Regions from separate parts of the Homo sapiens genome. Here region 2 is linked to region 1. Evidence: chromatin loops called from intact Hi-C (ENCODE). Cell type or tissue: HepG2. All regions are shown on one strand. Links, peaks and the distances in the headings refer to the core of each region. The heading gives the core; the rest is flanking DNA.

Evidence for each region. Peaks named below come from ENCODE experiments on the same cell type or tissue, not always from the same donor. Only the 100,000 strongest peaks of a DNase experiment are listed, where the experiment ranks them.
Region 2: it touches region 1 in a loop (7-fold over the local background); 1 of 110 quality-filtered maps calls a loop at or near these places.

Annotation. Positions count from the first base shown.
Region 1 is chr2:212,356,135-212,364,614 of GRCh38, reverse strand. The region is part of intron 1 of ERBB4 (erb-b2 receptor tyrosine kinase 4); the gene reads left to right. Among named protein-coding and RNA genes, the nearest start is that of MIR548F2, 66 kb to the left of the region's middle. In HepG2, for the core only: no CTCF peak of the experiment used is centred there; DNase peaks (open chromatin) are centred at 3,254, 4,384, 4,984 and 6,804; H3K4me3 peaks cover 703 bases.
Region 2 is chr2:212,448,391-212,456,870 of GRCh38, reverse strand. All of the region lies in intron 1 of ERBB4 (erb-b2 receptor tyrosine kinase 4), which reads left to right. Among named protein-coding and RNA genes, the nearest start is that of MIR548F2, 26 kb to the right of the region's middle. In HepG2, for the core only: no CTCF peak of the experiment used is centred there; a DNase peak (open chromatin) is centred at 4,900.

The DNA.
Region 1 (8,480 bases), core at 2,852-6,851:
TATAATTTGCCATAATAATCAAAACTTTGCATCATTATGGTCACAGCTGATTCAGCTTCTTTAATGTTACATTTTAGAGGGGGAAAAATAAGTATGAGCCTTCTGGGAGAGCTTACATTGTTGTCAGTCTTTTTATTCCCTTTCTTTGGTGTTTTGTTTTGCTTGTAAAGGCTGCCCAGTTGCATTATCCCTGGCTTCCCTACTCTGCAAATTGCTGACTGAGAATTCTTTATTAGCGGTAGTAGGAGTCAAGGGGCTTTAGACAGAAATTCATTTTTTTGAAAGAAAAAAATTCAGGTTCTAATTGGGCACAGGACAACTTGGAAAAGCAAAGCATGCACAGTGTAAAAATTTTGGCAATACATGCTCTGAATCACTTCCCGGGTATTCTCCCATCTCCCTTTCCTCCCATTTCCCTAAACAATCAACTAGCTGTATGCTAGGTTGATTCAAAAGAATGGCTAATTGCATAAGGAACTAGAACTACTTAAGAAAGGAAAGTTGCAGCCCAGAATTGAGATATGAAATATTCTATATTTGAAGTAAATTTTAAACATTCTTCAGTTAACTAACCAGTTTACCAGAGATGTGTAGAATTGTGTCATTCCACAGTGTACACTAGATGTGTTTCACAGTTCTTATTATATTCAACATATTGGCATCTGGAAGCACAATTTCTCTGATCCTTGATCCTCTTTCCATTAGCTGTTTGGTATCTATGAGTCATAAGTTCAAATCTATAGTGGAATTCATGGACAATAATAAATTGGTAGTTCTTAAAAGTTTTGTAAATGTATATATAATCATGTATAGAGGCTGGTTTAGTTGTCACACTACCAATTGTGAAGTAGTGTAAATCCGTTTGTAAATCCAATTAATTTTCCAGTGTAAATCCATATTTAAAATGAATTATCTAACAAAAATTTATGTAACTCATTTCCAAATATATAAGTATTTTTTTTTTAATGAAAGCAACAAACAGGTGCCTTAGGTGTATTTGCTGTCAAATGTAAATTATTTTCATTTGTCTTTTTCATAGATATCTGGCTGCAGTTTATTCTTATCTAAGTGTCTAAGTTGGACGTGAAGTTCAGATTAAATGTGAATATTACATTTTGAAATATTAAGAATTCAGTGTAATGATGATTATAATAGCATGTTCTTTAATTTTTAAGCATCCATGTATTTTTTCAATGAATAAATCTATCTAGGTATTATCTGTAGCTATGATTCTGTTGTCAGTGATAACGAGGTAAAATAAATATCAGTTAAAAGCCTACTTATTTTCATGTTCTATCTTTTAGTTATACAAAAGTGATCATTTCCTTAATAATATCTTAACAAGATATGATGAAAAGAAATTGATTTTATATTGTATATTTTGCAAATACAAGTCTGCATGGGCTACTTAGTCTGATCACACAATTACAACCATAGGATACCTTTAAAAGCTATACTATCCAAAAACATTTAAATTTAAAAATTTAAATGTAATATTACATCATGTAAATAGGAATCTGATACTTAAGTCTGATATTATAGTGGGATATATACCAAACTGCTAAATTTAATCTCTGCTGTTATTTAAATTAATGTATATTGTATACAATCAGTAAATATATTTTTTCGTGTTTCAAATTTATGTTTTTATAGGCAGTAAAATGCCCATATTTTTATCTTCATGGCACAAATTTTAAAAATTAGGCTGTAAGTAATATTTGACAACTGCCTATCACCTTTAAATTTCAATTGTTTTATAATTAAAACTTAATAGCTCTTTTAAAAAGTATATTTTTTTATGAAAGAAGTATTTAGGTATACAATTGTATATGTGTTTTAAATTATGTTTTTGCTACTCTGAGACCAAAATTACTAAATTTTATTCAATATTTCTATTGTATTATTTATTTTTTATAAAGATAGTGCTGGCATTGGCTGTGTTGGCATTGGTAAAATGAAGTTTTATATTCTGAAATATGGCAATTTATAAACCATTTTTTAATTGAAGAACTGAGAAATAGCATTCTTTGGATCTCATAACCCATCAGCATCTAAGCACATTTGGCATGAATGTCAGGAAGAAAACAAGTCACACTAGATAGCTTACATGACATTTTTCTTTTTACCAATTAGAGAGTACGTTAATTTTTAAAGAGCTATATTAAATTCTTAGGACATCAAAATGGGCTTGCAGTTGCTAAGAAAATATAATGTGTGAGTATATGTTTAAAAGCTAAAACAGGTGGTAGATAACCTAAAAGCATGTATTGTAAGCCCTATTTGTGTTTTCTTTAAAATTAGCCGCTAATTTGGCCATTCCTTTTTAAATTTATTTCTCCATTCCATTGAGTTACAAAGTCTTTATTTTAGTATACCGATGGAAGTATCTGGCTACAGATTTGAAAGTCATACTTTTACCAGATCTGCCAGTACAGAAAATAAAAAATGATAGCCACTGAATTTAAAACATTATAATAACAAAGTAGAAAATCTTTATAGATTAAAACTAAATATTTATTATAACTCTTTGAAAGTTTCAATTATACAATTTGTCTCATTTTTATAACCTAACCTCAGTAAAAAAAACTTTCTATGTGAAACTTTTAAAATGTTATGTATATACAAAATTATATGCTTTAAATGGATATAACCTATTTTACATATTCATCAAATTTTGTTATTATATTGTCTATTAAAATGTCATATGAGTTAGAAACCTTGTTACCCTGTTCTACTTTTAAAACGCAGAGTGAAACTCACACTTCTGCTGTTTTTCATATTAATCAAATGCTAATGTGACAACCACATGCCAGACATTGTCGAATAGAAGTTATTATTTTATTGTAGATGAATCAGTTGAGGATTGTGGAGGTTAAATAATTTGCCTAAGGCCGTATAGATAACATTCACCAAAAATGGATTTCAAAATGACAGTAGTTCAGCTACAAGCCCCTTGCCCTAACTATTGTTCTACTTTGTTAAGGAAAAGCTTTCTTCTAACCATGCACTCTCACACATTGTGAATTTTGTCTTCTACTATAGAAAGTCTGGCACATATGTCTGAGTAGTAAGAGTGCCAGTAAAAGAATTAATCTGCCATAACATTACTTTTACAGAGTAAAATGCTTTGGAAGGTCAAAATTGCAGTTATGATGTTATTTACTTTACAGACAGCCTATATGCAAAACCTTCCCTCTTTGATATACTAACTCCAGAAAGAGCCACTCTGTCTTGGTGTCAGCTTTCAAAGATGTCACTGCTTCATCAGTATGAAATATTTACCTAGGCTATTTGACTGGTGGTGTCTAGACAAAGAAAGCATGGAGGCACATATGGTTTGATTCAAATAATGTAGAGTCTTCCTGAAAGCCTCAGATCAGAATAATTAAGGAAGGCTTTATCAATTACATTGTATGAACCAAATGGAAATGTTATTACACAAAATTTCCCTTATCCTGAAACTTTAATTAAAGTATGGGTTCAAATTCTTTATGGACCTTGGGGATAGACTTGGGATAATACTGAGACTACACATTTGTAAAACATAGAATAAAAAAAAACTTTTGGTCACTTTTGTTTGGATGTTGAACTCACTTGTTTAGAATCCATGTTGAGTTGGCTGTAAACTAAAAATTTAAACTAAAAATTTCCTCTGAGAAAAATCTGTTAAGAAGATGGGACTGTATCATATCTGACAGAAGCAAAATCTGGGCTTATTAATACCTGATTGAGACATCTCTGTTTCATCCTGATTAACTCACAAATAGTTAAGTAAGTCTCAGTCTAAATCACTGAATTTTTCATCAAGGAAAAAAAGTGAAGAATTTAGATGATTTTAGACACACTGAAAGAGTAGCATGAGTTAGTAATCTTATGTAGATTTTAAAGATTTTTCAGTATGGTCACTGAAAGTCACCATGCTTTCTGTGGTAGAAAGGGTCATTTTATTTTCCTTAAAATCTTGGTAAATATCCATACATAATCATTAATAAAAATCAGCAGTTGCTACTAAGTTTGGTCATTTAGCAGCATTTACTGAGAGCCCATGATATGCCAAACATTAGATTAGGCATTATTCTAATAAAAAAGTTGCTACAAGAGTCCCGAGGAAAAAAGAAATTACTTCCAGTTACATAAGGGAAGCAACAGAGATTGTTTTGAATTCAGATATGAGACTTGGAGCTTCCAGGAAAGGTAAACCTGTAGAGATGGGGCTAGCAAATAGACATCCAATCAGAAGAAATAGTGCTAATTAAGGCAAGGATGTGGGAAAGGGCAAGGAGTATTTGATGCTGAAAACTTTTCTTTGGCTTGCACACAGTGACAGAAGGGCTGAGAGAGAGTGGAAGTTAACTCTGGACTCATGCTAGGAAGGCTTTGGAAACCTCTAAGATTCTCTGATAATGGGACTATGAGAAGTCTATTAGATGTAAAGAATAGTAGGTCATTGTGGATGCCTTCATTTTGAAGTGATAGAAAGGTTCTTTGTTAGGGACAGTGAGGTGTCAGTTTTCCACAAATAGATCCCTTTACAAACACAGTGCTGATATAGAAGAATAACATTGTTTTACTTCTAGTGTTGTGATAAAATAAGGTTATGTGATATTCTCTGATTCTGATCAATGTTTTTAGATACAAAGATGCAAATTTCTCTTTAGACAAAAGTTACACGTTTGACTTCAGTGGAAAGCTTTTTTCCCAGTGGGCACATTTAAAAAATAAAAAGCAATAATGACTTATTCTTTCTTGAAAAAAAAAATGTAAAGTAGAACATTCTTTGTTTCTGTGGTAAATGTGCGAATGTAATTATTATCTTTTATTTTCTGGTTTAGCATTTGTTTTCTTACCTTTAAGAAAACACAGACAATCTTCACAATAGAATATTGGGTTCTGTTTCCTTTGATGTAGTAATGCATATACAATATTGCACTAATGATTAACTGGTGTGCCCCTGAGGTTTCCCAGACAAAACTGCCTTTCAGCAGATTCCTTATCTGCTATCAGGGGAGTGTTTACAGCAGCTAGAACTCTTAAGCGCCTTGTCTCTGAGACTGATGGGGATAATTAAGCCAGTGTTTGCCAGCCCTCTGCTCTTCTTGGTGAGGTTGGAAACTAGGAAAAAACAGATACATTAGCCCAAAACAAAACCTGCAAATTCATGTTCAGCAATTTGAAATAGATTTTATTGGTTGATTTTCTTCTAAACCTTCCACTTTATTTCTGATAGAAACCTATCTGAACCTTCAGGCAGAATAGAAAACTGCCTTCTCAATACAGATCATCAAATTTTCTATCAAAGCGATATAGATTGATGGAGATATATATGGATATATATATGTATATATATACAAGTTTTTAAAATATGTAAATATTTCTGACTTTTATATATCACATTTAGAACAAGTTTAGATATATACAATAGTATTTAATAAGATATTGCACAGTATTCTGAGTCAAGACATTTTAAAGGGGGCTTGCTGTTGAAGATTTCATGATTTTTAAGAACAATATCTGTTGTGAAATTATGTGGCAAAATATGATGTTGCATTGGTTTATTTTCCCTCATCCTCTGCATTTCTAGAAGAAGAGTTCTCATAATCAGTTTTAAATGAATTGTGCAGAGATGTAGCTGAAATAGAATAATTTATACCAGTTACTCATGCAGTAAATTAGGATAATATACTTTTCTAAACTTAATATATATTCAGTGAATGTATTCATCTTTTTTCATATATTGTATATATCTTTTGACATACAAGGTTTCATAATGAAGGTTAGATTTTGAATCCAATATTTAAGGCTGGTGAGTTATTGCTAAGAAATTATTAAAGCATGAGAATTTCTATACCTCTTTTCTTTAATTCACTCTGAATGAATTGGTGAAAATGACAACATTTAGCCTTTGTGATGTTAGATAGTTAAGTATTCGTTATTCTATCATTTTTCATGTTACTTAAATCATTGATTCATAATTTAAACAGGGTAAATATATACACCAAAATTTCCAGGAATGGAAAACATATATAACCTCATTAATCAAGAAATTTTAATTGAAAACTCCAATTATAAATTAGCTAAGATGTCATTTAAGATGATTTAATCAAGGAATAAGAATTTACTCCCATATGAACATTTATAATCTTCAGCTATTTGAATGGCACACTTTTTGTACAAATTATTTGTCTACTGTACAAGTGTACCTTCCTTGTCTGTGTTTTATTAGGTAAACATAATACTGTTTTTTTTTTAAAAAAAGTGCTAAGAACTGAGTGTGTTATTTGGTACAAAATGCTGCTTGCTGTTTACCAAATGTAAAATTGTAGGAAAAGACATGATCTTAAAATATTTAAGCATATGAAGTTGTTAAAAATATTAATCTGATATTATCAGCACAGGTCACGTAAGTATTTTATGAATTCTCCTTCAGGAAAGATTTAAATAGTTCTTTTTAAAAAAATGTATTCATGTATGAGAAAATTGGTATCCGTTCTTTTAGAAATGAGGTTATAAATAATAGTTTGAATATTTTCCCTGTCAAGCAAATTTGTCTCAGAAACCTGAAGACATCTATGGGAAGTCATTTAGAAATGCTCTGAAAAGCAAAATTTGGCCTAGAAAATGTACTTTGACAAATAGGAGAGCAATGAATACACGATGTTCAAAAGTAATCTAAAGATGATTCTGGGTGAGGCCAGTGGAAATCAAATGAATCCGACACCATGAAATCCATTATTGTTTGACCATTATCTAAACCTCCCTGCTCAGAAAGGATACTTTGTCCCCCCACACCACACTGTGTTTACCTACTATATTCTTGCAGTGTAATGTAGTAACCAAGTGACCGTGGGGCTGAACAATTTCAAGTCTCCCACACAGTGGAGGGCAGCACACTATGTCTTTGATAGAAAGCTACGTTTCTGCACTCTACAGTGTTAAAACAGATCGAAGGAGGTTAGTCAAAGGAAAATGTTGGTTGTGTTGATGAGACCATTTTCAGTGTCTGGGCTTCTCTGTGGGCAAACGTACATTTTCATAAAATGAATATGGGAAAAAGAAAGGTGACATGTTTTTAAATATTGAGCTTGATAAAACAAGCTTATTTTTATTGTATATTTCTGCTGAATTACCTTTTGCCTATTTACCATAATTTACCTATAATAATTTAATATATTTAAATAACTTTGTACACCGCTTATACTTCGAATCTATTTTTAAAGTCGTATTCTCACAGCATTCATGCTTCACAGATGGACAGATGGATCCACTTGAGCACTTTTCTTTGATAAATTGGACTAATTTATCTTAATAATATGAGGACACCATCTAAAGGAACTTTATAATTTATCATAATAAGGAGGTAACCATACAATATTTAAAAGAAAATGAATCCTTTTTTTATTTTAAAGCTCATTGTTCTGAATGAAATACTACAGACCTGTATTGTAAACAAAAAGAAAATGGGGAAAAAAGCAAAAGCTGAGAGACATATGATATCCAGGAATAGCAAATTTGCTCACATAATTTTTGAAGGATAAGACACTTATGTATAAGACACTATTATGTATCTTATGATTTTATTTACATATGTTAAAATTCAAATGATCATGTTTAAAATAATTTTTTCTTAGGCCACAAAAATCCTTTAAAATGATAATGAGAGGAAAATATACTTATGTTTGATTGATATGATCTAGAGTTTAATAATGCATTTTAGTCAGTATGGTGTTTCTATGTATAAGTTTCTAAGGTAGCAAAACCAAGAAATTTATTTTTACTTTATTTCACATAAAAATAGCATCATAGGTGATGTTCAAGCAATTTGACTGAATATGAGCATTCATACTATTAGGATAAAAGTTGGAAAGATCGATTTATCAAGGAATGTTTTTTTTTTACATGGGTTCATCTGTCCATCTGTGACTCAGTAGTGATTATGATTTAAAAATAGAGGGCATGTATAGACAGTTGCAAAAGGAGGATGCTTAAATGTATTGACTTATTTTTAGATAAGCAGGTAAAATAACAAAAAAAACCTACTTTAGGAGACAAGTGTTATGTGATAAATTATGAAGATCATGCTTTGTGAAATGTATTTTTGATACTTACTTTTAAAAGTAATTTGCCATTGGGAGGAGGAGGAGTAGCTGAGAAAAACAAATTATGCCATTAGTAGAGCCATCAGATTTATTTTTTACAAGGCTTTATTCTCTATAAACTAAAGTGAACAAATACAGAATTTAGGGTGGGACATCTGAGACAGACCCATTGGCTCTGCCTGTGGCTGATGGAAGTGTGTACAACTTGATTAATGAGGTCTTGCTGCTCCTGTGAAAACATATTTGTAATTTCTGTAGTTGTGTGAGGATCAGTACAGCAACATGGTTGACTGCCCCCTCCAAAGTACTGGCTGAAGCAGTCTACAAAAAGCAGTTTGGAACAGCGAGTAATATTTAAAGGTGGGTTTGTTAATAGAATCAGCA
Region 2 (8,480 bases), core at 2,947-6,946, 92 kb before region 1:
TCTACTTAATGGGAAAATTACAGCTTACAATTACTATTTGATAACATATTGTTGAACACACCACCAATAATTATTTTTTAATTTTCTGAATGGATATATGTTGTTTTTATATATTTTTATATAAATTGATAAAAAACATTTCTTGCTCTTAAAAGCTCTGCAAAAATTGTATCCCTTAAATATAAATGACACTATACTTTTTCTGTTATTTTAATCATGAGTTAGTTCTACATTTAAAAACTCCTAGAAGAATATTTGTTTCCTAACCTTCACGATTAATCAACCTCATATTCTTTTTTTTTTTAAGAGAGGAAGATAACTAATGAAGGAAGCATTGTGGTATTTATAAACAGCAGACTCAGTCTTTTTATACTTAAGAACAATCAGTTGAGAATATAATTCTGTAATAATTAATCATCTCTTACAGATTTCTATTTCTTCTACTTGTCACTTAATCTTGTACTCTATTTATCCCATCAGATTTGGGCTCCAAAAATATTTTACACTTATTTAGTGTATGCAATATTTTCTGATGACTGAAATACAGTTTTGTTGTAGTGATTTTGATAAAAGTGAAATACATCAATTCAGATTTTTCTTAATCTACATATTGTTGTCATTCTTTATACCAATTTTATTTTATGTTAGGGAGTTAGAAGAATTATTTTGAAGCTGTTTTTGAAATTACATTTTCTTCATTGCAAAATGTTGCTATAAAAATCAGATTTAATTTTAAAAATGCTCTAGAGGAAGTGTGTACTACAGTTTACTTGGTAAACCATTATTTCCTTAAGATAAAAATATTTATGCTTTTTTTTTCTTAATTTTGTTTTCAATTCTCCTTCAAGGGTGAAATAAACCTGAAATTTTAAACCATTAAAGAAAGACAGCTGGGGGAAGAAGCCATTACGTTAAAGGTGTTGAGGTCAGGGATGATCATTTATTTTTCTGCAGGATGCCCAGCACCTAGCATGGTCCCTTGAACATAATAAGTGCTCAATAAATATTTTTTAAACAAATAAATGAATAAATGTTATACTTTTAACAATAAATTTTTTCATACTTATTTTATTCTTACAGGATAAAATGGAAATGTATTACCTATTGCTTTGTAACTAAGATTTTAAAAAGTAACACTTTAAAAACTCATTTTTCTATCCAATAAAGTAAAAAAAATAGTTTGCATCTGAGGTTTAGAATTTTCTTTCTTTACTTTAGTAAGAGTAAGTTTTATTCAAAATCTCTCTCTCTTCCATCTTTGGTGATGGAAAGCAGCAGGAGCTGAGTACACAGCAAAACTTTTTTTTTTAAGGTGAAGGAATTTAGAGTGTCAAAATAAAATATTCAGTTTCTCATTCAGTTTTTTACTTGCCACATTTTGCATGCTCAACAGCCATGTGGCTAGTGGCTACCATATTGGACAATGCAGAGAGAATATTTTCATCATTGCAGAAAGTTCTACTGGCTAACTCAGGGCTAGAGGCTGCTACTGACACTGAGAAAACGATAAGATTAGGAGGGTGATGCATATTCATACATGAGATCACCTAATGAGAGAATGGAAAGAAGCATAATAGGTGATTGAATGATTGAAGCCTTACATCCTGGGAGGCACCTAGGTGTTAAAAATAACCCCTTGAAGGTGATCAGGTTGTTGGAAAGGTGGGAGAAAAATGAGAAAATAGCATCATGTAAACAAAAGTCTCTACTGTTTCTTGAATGGAAAAAGGTAATGAAGTCCTCAATTCAAATACAGCAGCAAGGTCCATTAAGTTATGACTTAGCCCCCAAAGGTGGGAAGATGGAGAATTTCTCACGACCTATTTGATTTGGATCAAATTCGTCATGCTAAATGAATATTACATCTTAATATCATAATAATATTGACACTTTGCATTCTGTTTTATAATGTGTGTCACACATTGTTTTCCCTAAAATGAAGTGAGGTGGCGGTCATTTCTCCTGAGTTTTATTAAAAGAAGAAGAATAAAAAAAAAACCTAAAGGAACTGTAGAATCAAGCTGGTTTTCACAAAAATTGAGTCCAACTGCTTCACTTTGTTGATGTGGAAACAGACCTAGAGTGAAAGTGATTTAACTACCTATACAGTTGATGTGCTCTCCACAATACTTGATTACATTGGTCCTATTTGCTGCTCTTACTCCTAGCACTGGAGGAAATATAAATTTAATAGATTGTGATTATGTCTACTAGAAGTGAAAATTTTGATTAATGAAGAGTTCTCATAATAGACTTATGGGAATCATTAAGCTATTTTAGAACAGATAAAATATTATTTATTGCAGAAATAATTTTCATTTTTCCACAGGAGCTCACAAATCAAAAGTTTTCATATTATTATAGAGATTCTAACAAAGTCTGTGGTTTATGCATAAATACTCTCCTCTGAAATATATCAAGTGCAGAGGTGGGAAAACCCACAGATAATAGCTAGCTTTTAAAATTGGCATTTTCATGCTAAGCATTCATTGAGTCTTTCAATATGACAGCATGTTTTGGGTTGTGTGAAAGAGAAATTGTCTTAAATTAGTCTGTCTTCTCAGTGGAAAAGAAGACAAATTGCCAACTTCCTAGTGCGTCACCACAGTAAGTTATAGAAGTTAAGGAATATAGCCAGGCATGGTGGCTCATGCCTGTAATTCCAACACTTTGGGAGGCCGAGGCGGGTAGACCATGAGGTCAGGAGTTTGAGACCAGCCTGGCCAACATAGTGAAACCCCATCTCTACTAAAAATACAAAAATTAGCTGGGCATGGTGGTGCATGCCTGTAGTCCCAGCTACTGGGGAGGCTGAGGCAGGAGAATCGCTTGAACCTGGGAGGTGAAGGTTGCAGTGAGCTGAGATCGCACCACTGCATTCCAGCTTGGGCAATAGAGTGAGACTTTGTCTAAAAAAAAAAAAAAAGTTAAGGAATATAGTATTGTTTCTGTTTATATATGGAAGATTTGCAATTCATGCACCCAGTGATTCTGGAAAGAAAAGAGAAAATACTTTTTCTAGTACTCTTTGTCAAAGATGTCTGACAGGTTGATAAAACTACGTTTAAATATGTTAAACATGATTAAAATCTGTAGTCCTACATTCTCATTTCATGATTTCTTTTAGCAATGTGTAACTAACATTTCTATGGTAACTAGGTAAAATGATTTTAAAATTTTAAAATAACAACAATAACAAAAGACCCTGGTGTAATAATCATATGGAAACATTAAAAAGCATACCTCGTTTGCTATACAAAGAGGTGACAAGTTGCTTAACACAAATCTCACAAAAACAAAAGAAATTAACCTAATATCAAATTTTGGTAGATATCAATGCAATATATTTAAATAAGAACCCTATTTAAACAAAAAACAAAACACTGAACCTAACAAGTGCAATGTTGATCATGTGTTATTTGTTTTGGAAATTCTCTTACTTGTTCTATCAATGAGTACAATTGCTAGATATAGCTTGGGTGCATTCTTGAATATCTCCATTTTTGAAGGCAGAAGGAGTTTGTATCACTTCTGTCTGCCTTTGAGCATCTCTTTTTGTCCCATGGACCTTAAATGGGAAATCAATGTAGGTCTTTCTTTACAAAGTAGACTTGCAAGGGTTAGAGTCTATATGCGGAGGGGGTAAGGGGAAGATATAAGAAGCAACACCTATAGAGTTATATGCTTGATACTTGATTATCATCATATAACATTTTTATAGTCAGAAAATCCTCATAACAATCCTGTGGGTATGTAGATATAATCCCTGTTTTCTAGTTGAAAAGAAGTATTTGACTAGTCGAGTGATTTGCCCCAAGTTATACAACTTTAAAATGTCAGAGCAAGAGTTTGAACATGTTTTATCTCATTGTAGGGTCTATTTGTTCCAGTAAGATAAATTAACAAATGTTAACAGAGAACTAAATTTTTCTATTAGAAATTATACAGTTTTGAGAACTATATTAGTAATGCTACCTTTTACATTTCCTTGAATGGAAATAATTGTAGTATGTCTTAAAATATTTATGTTTTAAAAACAAATTTTAACTTTTTATCTCTTATTTTAATATTTCTAGTATGTAGATAAGCACTGTGGAGAGGAATTAATTGGTCAAATGAATTTTAAACTTAGAGTCAGTTTTTTCTATTCTTATACAGAGTAAGCAAATTGTAAGATGCAGTTTTAAATGCTGATTCTAAGCTCTATTTTTATACATATTGTTTGTGTATATATGTTAAAATTATTTTTAAATATGTAGGTCTGAGTGCATTAAAATGATAACAGATTCTATTCTCTCCAATTAAATACTAATTTTCCTACTCATGTCATCCCACGCATTCCTATAAAAATGTCCTGAGCTACCATTAAATTTCACTGACTTATATATTGGCCAGGAAAGCTAAATTTGTTTTTGGTTTCTAGGTCATATTCCCTTGCACATTTGAGTGTGTGTAGTAGTTTAAAACATTTGTAATTTGTAAACTGACCAAAATTGTAGACACAAATGTTTTCATATACAAAGGTGTCAAAAAACTGTTAAATGTTATTTTTACTTATTTTAAAATGTTAAGTTTAAAAGAATTATAGTTTAATCTTTTCAGAAGACTGACATTGTCACAAGGCTTTAAGTTTCTCTGGGGGTTGGAAAGTGTATGTGTTAATAAAATATGCAAGGTCATTAGGCTGGCATGATTTAAAGAACCTTGGTAAGTTATTCCCTCCCTTCATCCTCCCCCTTCATTCCACACATAACTTTCTGCTCTACTCATGACATTTTTCCCACCCATCCATTTATTTTCTACAACAAAAAGAATGATAGTAACTGCCTCTGATAAATATCTGGAAAAAAAAAAAAAAAAACCTGCACACTCACAAGCCATGCAATGTAGGAAAGAGGTGCCTGAGACAATCCTTCTGTTGTTCTATTGTGCTACATGCTTTCTCTGGTGATGCAACCTTCATTTCAACCCAGTTGCCCCTCACATGTAAATCTAACTGGCTTTGTAGATATGAATAGCTGCGCCCTGTAGCAACTAGACAGAAATGAAAGGAATGTATGCTTAAGTCTGCAGTATAGTATTTTACTACATGGTTGATGTTCGGCTATACTTAAATGTTGGAAAATATCGGAACATTACTTCAGATACTAGAGTTAATAATATTTGAAGTGGTGAAGTTTTAAAAATATATGTTTTCTAGTTTTGCTATAATTTATTTGTGTAGCACTGTTAGGTTATTAAAAAACACTATTAAAGATAAACTAGGTGTGTGTCAATTTTAATACTAAGTTAAAATTTAATAACTAATGAAAATAGAGCTACTCTTTTAATCCACAGCAACTTACTGATGACTATATAATTTGATTTTTATTGCATCAAAACATATGAGGACAGGTGGTCATAGCTGATTATAAAGAGGCCCTTACATAGGTCAAAGACATGATTGTATCAATTTGGTCAGTTCTATTTGAGGATATTTTCAATCGGTAAATTCTATCTAATATCAAATGGTCTTAACAAGTAGTTTATGATTTTTCCAACATTATGATACATGGCTATAAATTCTTCTCATACTTTCATTTTGTATACACAGTGCAAATATGAACTTTTCTTTGAAATACTCTCCAGCTTCACAGAAAATTTCTGGTTTATTCATATACCAAGTCTTTGTCATAATCCTCAACAATTCTATAGATACATTTATTTTCACGGCCTTCTCCCCAACTGGACTGAGATAAAAAGTCTGCCTCCTTCTCGGATTCTTCTTAAAATATTCTTCATTCTCTACTTTCTACTTCATAATAGGGAGCCTAGTATATAGTCATCACCTTTACAAAAAAATAAAAAAATTAGCCAGGACTACACGGATGTGACACTACACCTGGCTAATTTTTTATTTTATTTTTTCGTAAAGGTAGGATCTTGCTGTGTTGCCCAGGCTGGTCTCAAACTCCTAGGCTCAAGAGGTCCTCCTGCCTTGGCCTCCCAAAGTGCTGTGATTATGGGCATGAGCCACCATGCCTGGCCTTGTTTTTTTTTTTTTTTTTTTCTCGGCTGAAATCTTCCTGCATTAAATCTGTAATGGAGTCATTATCGACAAAATTCTTATTAGGCAGTAGGTCATTCAGAAGATAGAGTCAGTATATAGTAATATGCTTTTACTGGTTTGAAGACTGTGTAGGTTTCTTATTGCTGCTTTAACAAATTACTAAGAACATAGTGGCTCAAACAACACACATGTTGTTATCTGGAAGTCAGAAGTCCAAAATGGGTTTCATTAGACTAAAATCAAGGAGTCAGCAGAACTGTATTTTTTGAGCCTCTAGGAAAGAATCAGTTTCTTCTTTTTCAGCTTCTGGTGCCTATCTATCTGTGTTCCTTGGCTTATGGCCTCCAGTCAGCAATCTCATCACTCCAGTATGCTTCTGTCCTCACATCTCCTCTTAACTCTGAACTTTCTTTTTCTTTCCCAAAAAAGGACCCAGAAAAGGATTATACTGGGCTCACTTAGATAATCCAGGACAATTTCCCATCTCAGGCACCCTACATTTATTGTATCTGTAAAATCCCTATTGCCATGTAAGTTAATATAGTCACATATTACAAGGATTGAGGTGTGCCCATTTTGGAGAGCCATTATTCTGCCTATCACAAGGACATTGATATAGTCATACTTTTTCTCCCCATTCTGTTGCTATTTAGGTTATTATTGCCATTGTTCTTCTTCTGTTGTGTTTGAAATAAAATTCTGGTTTAGTGGTTCTTAGGATCATGAGGCACACCAGCATGTCAACATCACCTCTGAAGTGCATAGCAAGTAATTTGTAACCAGACTTTTTAAATGATTCATTCCTTTTTAAACACGTTAGTGTATAGGCAAGGTCATTCCCATAACTTATGCTCTTTCTGCTAATGCCTTGAATGGGAGAAAAAGGAATGGATATTACAATAAGCTTACAAAAATTACATATATCTCAAACCTACAATAAGTGTCTATTTTGGCTGTATTAATATTATAGCTATATCAGTAGCTATAATTATAAATTATAATTTAAAAATTTGTGATAGTAGGGGGTGTTTATCCAAGCCTGGTACCTGTCCAAGAATATTTTATACCTATGAATGTCATTTTTCATGCTGCTCATGGATCAGTGAACAGAATTTGATACTTTTTGCCCTTGTGGGTCAAAAATTAATGCAATGTGAATAGCTAATATAGTCTACAAAGAAGCTTAGGTAAATACAAATAATGACAATAAAAGCAATAATAAAAATTGTGAAATGTAGTCAAACCAGATTGGAAAAAATATGGTAGCAATTGTAATTTAGAGTAATATTTATCATTATCATCTTATTGGGGAAAGCTATACGTAATTAAATACAGCCTGCAATCTTTTAACAGAAATGCACATTTGATTTAATTAGCTTTTTCTTTCAATAAAATTTACTTGCTATTATATAAATTGCTTTTTAAAATCACAAATTACCAAAAGCAGCTAGTGTCTAGTAAATTTTGTACCTCTTCCTACCAATAAAATTTCAGAAGTCTGCTGATACTTATCGTTGGCAATAAAATAATTCTGCTGATGTATTTTAGTTGATTAATGTGCATTTGATTTTATAACAAACTGGAAATACATTTCTAAGATACAGTAAACTGATGGCTAAATCCATTTCAAAGTAATACATAGTGGTGATGTTTTGTGCTATTCCATGATAAAGAAGAAATAAGCACTAGTAAAAGAAATCTGGATATTTTAATGAGTTAGGAAAGAATGATAGAAGCCACACTTCTATTAAAAGAAACAAGCAACAAAACACACACACATACAATCTGTGCTTAGACTGAATAGAAATATGAAGAGATAAATGACCTCATATGCATTCAGTGGAAAGAAAAGTTTGAGGCAATGAAGCTAAACATAAAAGAGGAAAAGCAAATGTAACCTCAGTGACCACAAGCTACAAAGTCCAAATAGAAAACCTGGGAGTATGAGAGGATGAAACTAAAACCTCCAGCAAAGAGCTTAACAGCAATTAAAATAAAGACAAATTTCTGGGATGGATAAACAAAGTAGCATATATTACAAAGGAAAATATACTAGTATCATGTAAGTTTTTTTTAGTAACTGCTTTCAAATAATTGAATCATAAACAATGATTTCTGCGGTTTTAAGCTCATTATTTTGGTTCCCTGGTTTCTCCTAGGATGCAGTATAGAATCTCCATGCCTGATGTTTATGTACCAACAGAAGCTGCTGCTTCTTTCTTTCATTATTTCCTTTTTAAGTGAAAGTTAATACCTTTTATATGTTACAGAGAAGAGGCAGAAAAAGCCACACTCCCACTATGCTATAAATGCACTGAGGATCAACTGAGGGATGATTATACACATGGCTGAATACAGTTTATTCATTTGTTCTTTGGATTTGTAGATAACAAATGGTGGTATTCTGTAACATCTTGTGCGATTAGCAAAT